Regions from separate parts of the Homo sapiens genome. Here regions 2 and 3 are each linked to region 1. A link is a contact called in ENCODE Hi-C or POLR2A ChIA-PET data. All regions are on one chromosome and are shown on one strand. Each heading gives the region's core, a stretch centred on a gene start or an enhancer-like site at or near the end of the contact. The rest is flanking DNA. Distances are from core to core; before and after follow the strand shown. Region 1 holds the start of FADD (Fas associated via death domain). Region 2 holds the start of STARD10 (StAR related lipid transfer domain containing 10). Region 3 holds the start of CLPB (ClpB family mitochondrial disaggregase).

The links. A loop is a pair of places that touch in the nucleus more often than their neighbours do. ChIA-PET counts read pairs that join two places held with the same protein, here RNA polymerase II (POLR2A). Pooled maps may share reads with other maps.
Region 2: a map of CD8-positive, alpha-beta T cell shows a loop between it and region 1 (32-fold over the local background). The contact joins the promoter of STARD10 here to the promoter of FADD in region 1. A Hi-C loop is called at or near these places in 1 of 168 maps with a recorded cell type or tissue (CD8-positive, alpha-beta T cell). POLR2A ChIA-PET finds 5 or more read pairs at or near these places in 1 of 52 experiments (activated B cell).
Region 3: a map of B cell shows a loop between it and region 1 (17-fold over the local background). The contact joins the promoter of CLPB here to the promoter of FADD in region 1. A Hi-C loop is called at or near these places in 2 of 168 maps with a recorded cell type or tissue (B cell and CD8-positive, alpha-beta T cell) and 2 of 50 pooled maps.

What each region holds. Positions count from the first base shown.
Region 1 is chr11:70,201,881-70,204,699 of GRCh38, forward strand. It overlaps FADD (Fas associated via death domain), which reads left to right and starts at 1,416. Exons shown (of 2, transcript NM_003824.4): 1 at 1,416-1,865. The coding sequence starts at 1,580. RefSeq lists silencers at 1,826-1,905, 1,955-2,146.
Region 2 is chr11:72,792,593-72,795,411 of GRCh38, forward strand. STARD10 (StAR related lipid transfer domain containing 10) reads right to left here and starts at 1,455. Exons shown (of 7, transcript NM_006645.3): 1 at 283-1,455. RefSeq lists enhancers at 1-79, 1,211-1,780.
Region 3 is chr11:72,433,176-72,435,994 of GRCh38, forward strand. CLPB (ClpB family mitochondrial disaggregase) reads right to left here and starts at 1,356. Exons shown (of 16, transcript NM_001258392.3): 1 at 897-1,356. The coding sequence starts at 1,299. RefSeq lists enhancers at 978-1,437, 1,501-2,307.

The DNA of each region.
Region 1 (2,819 bases), core at 166-2,665:
ATTGTTTGAACCCGGGAGGTAAAGGTTGCAGTGAGCCCAGATCGCACCACTGCACTCCAGCCTGGCCATAGAGCGAGACTCTGTCTCAAAACAGCAAAAAAAAAAAAAAAAAGAAAGAAAGAAAAAAAAAGTAGATTCGTGGTTGGTGGGGGAGGGGAGGAGTACATGCTAATGGGTTTCTTCTTGGGGTGATGAAAATGTCCTAAAGTTAGACAGCAGTAAGGGTTGCACAACCTTGTGACTACACTAAAAACCACTGAAGTATAACTTTAAAAGGGTGAATTGAATGGTATGTGAATTATATCTCAAGAAAACAAACTCAGCTGGCATCAGCCCCTGCCCCACCCTGTGGTAAAGCTGGGTCCTTGTTGGCTGGTGAGGGCTCTCCTAATCTGCACCCCCTCCTCACCTCCAGACCCACGGCATTGCTGCTCCTGGAACCCCAGCCGTCCCCTGTGCTCTGCTCTTCTGTTCTCCGTGTGCCCAGCTCTTCCCCCCACACCTAGGTACCCGGCCCCTCCCAGCCTTCACCTGCGCCTTTACAGAGGCCCCATCAGACCACCGGGCCCCCCACCCTCCACACGCCCACCCCGTGAAGAGACTCCCTTTCCCCTGGCTCTTCTGAATTTCTGGCATACTATACGATTTCCTTATTTTTCCTTATTTTTATTTTTTAATAGAGACGGGGTCTCACTATGTTACCCAGGCTGGTCTCGAACCCCTTGTCTCAATCAATCCTGCCTCAGCCTCCCAAAGTGCGGGCATTGCAGGCTGAGCCACCACGGCCGCCACGACCTTCTCTTCTGGAGCGTGTCGCTTTTGTAATTATGATGTAAACTCCGGGCACGCGGGGACCCTCGCGCTTCGCTCACTAATTTGTCCCCAGACCCTACTACCTGGCACAGTAGGCGCTCAATACTGTTGATTGAATAAACGACTGCTACTTTGGAAATCATGTATTATTTAAATCACATGTTTAAACGCACATAAACTTCTGAGTAGTGTTTTCTGCACACACAAGATGTCTCCAGGGGCACCAAAGAATGCATTTTCCACGTTTGTCCCTAAACGTTAATGCATAAGTAACCTTGGTCACCAACAGATGTGAGGGCACGTGACGTTCGGGCTGCGCCCTCCCCGCCCCGGCCCTGCACACAGTAGGGCCGCACCGCGCTTTGCAAACAGGTGGACTCGGCAGAGGCGCGACCGCCCTCACCGCAGAGAGCTGGGCCACCTGCAGGCTCTCAGGACACCCAAGGCCCCACCTCCCACCCGGAAAAGAGACGATACGCCGGGCGCAGGCGCAGAAGCCGCGCCCGTCCGCGGCGCCGCCAGCCAGGGCGGAAACGGCTGCGGCTTCGCTAGGGACGCATGCGCGGGTCCCTTAGTTTTCGCGAGATAACGGTCGAAAACGCGCTCTTGTCGATTTCCTGTAGTGAATCAGGCACCGGAGTGCAGGTTCGGGGGTGGAATCCTTGGGCCGCTGGGCAAGCGGCGAGACCTGGCCAGGGCCAGCGAGCCGAGGACAGAGGGCGCACGGAGGGCCGGGCCGCAGCCCCGGCCGCTTGCAGACCCCGCCATGGACCCGTTCCTGGTGCTGCTGCACTCGGTGTCGTCCAGCCTGTCGAGCAGCGAGCTGACCGAGCTCAAGTTCCTATGCCTCGGGCGCGTGGGCAAGCGCAAGCTGGAGCGCGTGCAGAGCGGCCTAGACCTCTTCTCCATGCTGCTGGAGCAGAACGACCTGGAGCCCGGGCACACCGAGCTCCTGCGCGAGCTGCTCGCCTCCCTGCGGCGCCACGACCTGCTGCGGCGCGTCGACGACTTCGAGGCGGGGGCGGCGGCCGGGGCCGCGCCTGGGGAAGAAGGTGGGCGCGGGGCCGGGCCGGGGGAGCCAGGGCCTGGTCGCCCGGCTGTAGGTGCTGCGAGGCTCCTCCGGTTGGCCTCCAGGCGCCTCCCCTTTGCCGGGTTTGATTTGCGTGGGTTTTCTCCGTACAGCCCTGGTTTTGCAGATGGGAGAGCCAGAAACGCAGAAAAGTTAACTTATTCGAGGTTGCAGGGCGTGGACACGCACAGTCCTTTTTCCTCCACCCACTTCTGCCCGGGTAAATTAGAAAACTCACTGAAGAAAAGATGAGTCAGAGAAGGTGTGGGGGAGGGGCAGAGGTTGGGTGAGCCTGCCTCGCATCATTTCCTTTCTGTCTCGGAATATGCTTTTCACGGCTGTCTGAGAGTAATACTAGCATTCAGTAACTCCTACCCAGGGGCTTACAGTGTGCCGCTTACCCTTGTAACTGCCAAATACAATTTTCGCAGTAGCCCTGTGGCTTAGATACTGTTAGCTATCACTGTTCCCATTTTACAGAGGACAGGACTGTGGCTCACAGGTTAAGTGGCTTTGTCGAAATGCGCAGCCGATAACTGACGGAGCTAGGCTTGAGCCAAGCAGTCCGGCCTCCGGATGGGTAGTGTTAGCCACTACACTGCCTCTCTGGTCAAGTTCATTGTGGAGTGGCTTCCTGTCCTGCTCTCGGTCACTCCCTCTCCACCCTCGCCTGTGGATTGCAGCAGCTTCCAGGATAAAAAAGAAACCCTGAGTACAGCAGAGTTTCTCAGCCCTACCCCCCTTGTTCTCAGAGTCGGGAGAGGCTTGGGAGTGCTCTGGGGACGCCTCTCAGAGGCTTCAAGCTGTAGCTTGGAATCAGCCATTCAGTCACCAATCAGATAGGGCCTAAATGTGTCACCATGGGTTTCACTCTGTAAAGACTGGTGCCTGTTGGGGACAGGATGGACAGAACAGCTCTCTGCCTGAGAGCAGTCAA
Region 2 (2,819 bases), core at 205-2,704, 2.6 Mb after region 1:
GTGCCATGGTGTGCCTAGGTGCCACCTCGCTTCACCTGGCTGGGGAGTGGCTCCTAGACCTCAGCTCAATGCGCATCACTTCCCCTTCTCATCAGCCAGGCCAGCCCAGGTATCACCTCCAGCTCCACTGCCCCCAGATGGAGTTACCTGAGTACCCAATTCCTCCCAAGCTCAGAAACAGTGTCCACTGCCTTCCCACTCCTTTCCATTCAGAGTCTGTCCCCTTAGTGCTGCCCCCTCATCTGTCACACCTGGGTTCTTTCCCTTACTTGGGCCACTGACCTGAGAAGCAGGGTCTGTACAGCTCCAGCAACACTCTCCTCTTCCTCCAGAATTCTCCAGATCCTCCTCAGCTTCTTGGCTCTGGTGCTCATCTCAACACAGCAGGGTCTTCCTCCATCAGGCCAAGGTGGGGGTAGGAGAAGAATTGGGAACAGGGACTCCCCTAGGTTCTCAGGGTACAGTCAGTCAATCTAAGCCTGTATCCAACAAAGACACTGACCCCTGGGGTACAAGGAAGGGCTCCAGGCCCAAAGGCAGGAGGATTAGGCTTTAGCTCTTGCTCACAGCCTGCTGAGACCTGGGGCAAGCCCCTGTCCCTCTTTGGGCCCTCAGGTTTGCAATTTGCAGAATGAGGAAATGGGTTCCTCAATCTACAATCACCTGACTATAATAATATTTTGCCTTTATATACCGCGTGGGTAAATTCCTGAAAGTAAACTAAGCTGTTTTCACCCCTGGATCTCATTTGATCCTCCCAACAGCCTGTTTGCATTTACAAATGAGAAAGCTCAGTTCCCTAAGGGAACAAAATTACCCAAAGTCACACAGCAAGCTGGAAGCAGAGCCTGGGTGCAGTCCTTGAATCCTGATCCTTCCCTGGTCCTTTACTCTCTATGATGCTGGAAATCTGCCTGACTTCCTCTAACCTGTTGTCCCATTTGTAAAAGGACTGTTGTGAGGACTGAATTAGGAGAGGCGATGAAGAGGGTCATTCCTTGTGAATCATAAAAGAAAGGACCACAGAACGATGACTGGACCGTTAGGTTACTATTTATTACGGTTATCTTCGCTCAGGCGCCCCCACGTGTCGATCCCGAGACTCTCGGCTTGCGCAGGCGCTCTTTGGTGTTTACAGCGGCCGCGAAGCCCCGCGTTTGCGCGTGCGCTTCCCGCCCGGGACCGCCCAGAGGTCCCGGACTAGGGGCGGACTAGGGGCCGCTCTGCCTCCCGCCCCCTAGTGGTTGTGGCCGCTCTGTCACCACGGCTCCCGGGGCCTCTGTCGGCTCCACTTTGGTTGAGACGTCTCCACAGCCCAACAACGGCGGCGATCTGAGGAGAGGCAGGAGAAAATACGGCGCGCTCGGCATCGTCCTTCTGACCGGGGACTCCAGCATCTCAGTCATCGCGTCACCAAGCCCCACGTGCAGGTTCTGGCATCCATCATGGCAAACTGGAGACCGCGGTGAATTCCACCGGAATGGCGCGCGCATTGCCACATGGGAACTGTAGTTCTTGGCTAGGACCTTTCTGGGGCTGGGCCGCTGGAAAAACTACATTTCTCAGGAGCTCAAGAGTCAGGCTGACAGAAAGGGGGCCCGCGGCATGTTGGGAGATGGAGTTTGGGGGGTTCGTGCTAGCAGGGAAACAGTGAAGCAATGGAGCCAAGTGTTCTGAGCCTGGGCCTGTGGGTTTGAGTTGGGCAGGAGTTACACAGTAGCTCTTATAAGAGAGGAGTAGCATTGTTGCGGCTTTTAGAAAGAATGCTACTTATTAGTTGTGTGATCTGAGCGATCAAGACAAATGCCCCTTTATCTTTTTTATTTATTTATTTTTTGAGACAGGGTCTCTGTCTGTCAGGCTGGAGTGCAGTGGCCCCAGAACTGCTGGCCTCCCGCCTCACCCTCCCAAAGTGCTGGGATTATAGGCGTGAGCCATCAGGCCTGGCCAGATGCCTTTTTATCAACTACGATGGACCTTAAGGTTAAGGTTAAGGAAACAAACGTTGCCTACCTCAGGGCTCAGCTGTCAGCTGGCATGGCAACTTCTTAAATTTCTACTGCTGCCAGAAAAACCACACTCTTACTAAACCCCTAGCAATAGGAGCTATCATGCAAATTGTCAGACTCTTCTTTACTGAGATTTACAACTCAGACCACTACAACGCTGATCGACAGAGGACAGGCCTTACAAACATTCTTTCCTGATAAGTAACTGCAGACCTCAGGCCAGTTTCAGCAAGCTCATAGAGACTGCACGCAAACTGTGTTTGTGTCCTATAGTCCACCTTATGATGCAAAGAACCAAATTCCACCTCACTTTAACGCAAAAACCCCATCCCAAAGTGAACATGGAACATATGTTACAGGTGTTTACCCATTGTGCATGCACTCACATCCCCTCATAAATATGTATAGCTTTTCCCCAAAACCTGCTGAATATGTATGATTATTGTGAAATACAGACCCTGTGAGTCATAAACCAGCCTAGGCCGGGAGTGGTGGCTCACGCCTGTAATCCCAGCACTTTGGGAGGCCAAGACGGGCGGATCACGAGGTCAGAAGATTGAGACCATCCTGGCTAACATGGTGAAACCCCGTCTCTACTAAAAATACAAAAAAATTAGCTGGGTGTGGTGGCGGGCGCCTGTAGTCCCAGCTACTCGGGAGGCTGAGGCAGGAGAATGGCATGAACCTGGGAGGTGGAGGTTGCAGTGAGCCGAGATCGCACCACTGCATTCCAGCCTGGGCGACTGAGCGAGACTCCGTCTCAAAAAACAAAAACAAAAAACAACCAGCCTGCCTTTTCCCTATACAAAG
Region 3 (2,819 bases), core at 106-2,605, 2.2 Mb after region 1:
CTGAGACTGACAGACTCAGGCCGCTGAACTCCAAAAAGAGTCAAAATAACAGTACTGTAAAAATGTTGGGAAACTATCCTTCACTATATAAATAAAGAAATTGGTCAGACGCGGTGGCTCACGCCTGTAATCCCAGTACTTTGGGAGGCCAAGGCGGGTGGATCAGGAGGTCAAGAGATCGAGACCATCCTGACCAACAACTAAAAATACAAAAATTAGCTGGGTGTGGTGGCCCGCACCTGTAGTCCCAGCTACTTGGGAGGCTAAGGCAGGAGAATAGCTTGAACCCGGGAGGCGGAGGTTGCAGTGGGCCGAGATTGCGCCACTGCACTCCAGCTTGGCGACAGAGCAAGACTCCATCTCAGAAATAAATAAATAAATAAATAAATAAATAAATAAATAAATAAATAAATAAATTGAGGTCAAGCTGGCATTAGAACCGAGTCAGGTTGTTCCTGACTCTGGCACCTTTGGTGGCGGGGGGTAGGGGGGAGCGGTTTGGCAACTTCTCTAAACCATCTGGCGGTTGCCCTTAAAACACCCCATAATTTCCGTTTCCTGGAGATCTCAGGAAAGAGGAATTGGACCAGGCAGAATATGAGAAACATAAGGGGACCATGCTATAATATTAGATGTTTAGTCCAATATCCCCATTGTACAGATGGATAAAATGATGCCCAGAGAGGGGAAGCGGATCTATGGTACGAGATTATACAACTCCGAGGTGATGAGGTCTCTAGGGCAACACCCTGCCCCTGTAACCAGATGATGTCTGAGTCCCTCCAAGACTTAGGCTCTAAGGATCTAAACCTATAAGTACCTCCCACCCTCCTAAGATACGAAGTTAGGACAATCTTCCCGCCTCTCCCTTCCTCAAACCCAGATCTCATAATCACCCTTGTTGGACGGACTCTTGCTGTAGCAATGAACCACCAGCGCTGCGGCCAGGGCGCACATGCCCAGTCCGGCCCTGCTGGGGACCCCGTTCCAGCTGTCCTGTCCTGGGAGTGTTTCTTCGGGACCAGGAAGGCGTCCCCAAGTGGCAGCCGCGAGGCATTTGGTATCGAAGCGTCCTCCCTGGCGCCCCCCGGTGGCTGCCCCACGTCCGGAGAACAAGGCCGGCGATGTTCCAGGGCGCCCCCCGGTGGCTACCCTCAGCCACTGCGGCTCCCCGAGACTCCCAGTAGTCACATTCCGGCCGGAAGCACCTCCATGGCCCCGGAGCGTTGGGGACCTGAGCAGCCGGAGGAGTAGCCGTGGCGCCAGTGCTTTTCTCCTCAACACCAGGGACCCCAGCATCTTGACAGCTGCTTCGATAACCCCGTGGTGCCGGCCCCTGTGCTGACCACGTCCAACATGGCTGCCGCGGCGCGTTCGAAGACGCCGCGAACAGGGTGGAGTTGCGCACTACCTCACGGGAGAGGTAGTCCACAGCCCTAAGCCTTTCCCCAGCTGGAGAATAAATAAACTACGTTTCCCAGAAGGCTGTGGGATTGCGTCACAATGACTGCGGGATTATAGAAGCCCGGGGCATATTGGGAAATAGAGTTCGGGTGAAGGGGCGTGGCGATTAGAGTTAAAGATTAGAATCCCAAGACTTCTTTCCTAGTTTAGTTGAAGCACACGACACACTTTTTTTTTTTTTTTTTTTTTGAGACGGAGTCTCGCTCTGTCTCACAGGCCGGAGTGCCGTGGCGCGATCTCGGCTCACTGCAACCTTCGTCTCCTGTGTTCAAGCAATTCTCCTACCTCAGTCTCCCGAGTAGCTGGGATTACAGGCGCCCGCCACCATGCCCAGCTAATTTTTGTATTTTTAGTGGAAACGGGGTTTCACCACGTTGGCCAGGCTGGTCTCTAACTCCTGACCTCAGGCGATCCGCCCGCCTCGGCCTCCCAAAATGCTGGGGTTACAAGCGTGAGCCACCGCGCCCGGCCCACAATTTTTGACTGGTGTAAATTACCCAAGAATCTTCAGCAGAGGCATATTATGAAACTTATGCTTATTTAGTTTAGCCTATCTCTTTTTTCAGCCTGGGCGGCCTTTCAAAAAGATGTTTAGGGTAACTACTGCACCTGAGATAGGAATACATTTTATTTGAAGAGTTGACTTCCGGTCTTTTTTTTTTTTTTTTTTTTGAGACAGAATCTCACTCTGCCGCCCAAACTGGAGTGCAGTGGCGCCATCTCGGCTCACTGCAACCTCCGTCTCCCTGGTCCAAGCGATTCTCCCACCTCAGCCTACCGAGTAGCTGGGATTACAGGCACGCACCACCACGCTTGGCTAATTTTTGTATTTTTAGTAGTAGAGACGGGGTTTCACCATGTTGGCCAGGCTGGTCTCCAACTCCTGACCTCAAGCGACCCACCTGCCTCAGCCTCCCTAAGTACTGGGATTACTGGCGTGAGCCACTGCGCCTGGCCCTGATTGTGTTATTTTTAAAGGGCTTTCAAGTGGGTCATCTCATCTGATCCTCATGGCAGCTGTGTGTGAGAAGCTGGGCAAGAACTGTTATTCCCGTCTACAGTGAAGGGAATTGAGGCTCAAAGGTGAAAAGATTTGCCAGTAAATCACCTGGAGTAAAGTAATGCTCAGGTCTTCTGATTTTGAGCATATAGTTTCCATTAACACCTGCACTCCCATCCCGCCCCCTCTTTTCCAAACTGAACCCATAGGTAGGCAAAGGAGGAAGTTCTTCTTTGTGCCAGTTCTGTTTCTTCCAAGTCTTGTACGTCTGCTCAGACTTCACATGATCAGAGTCTTCCCTGACCATTCTGGTTAAAATAGTAATCCTACGCACCCCATCCTAATTTTCCTTCAC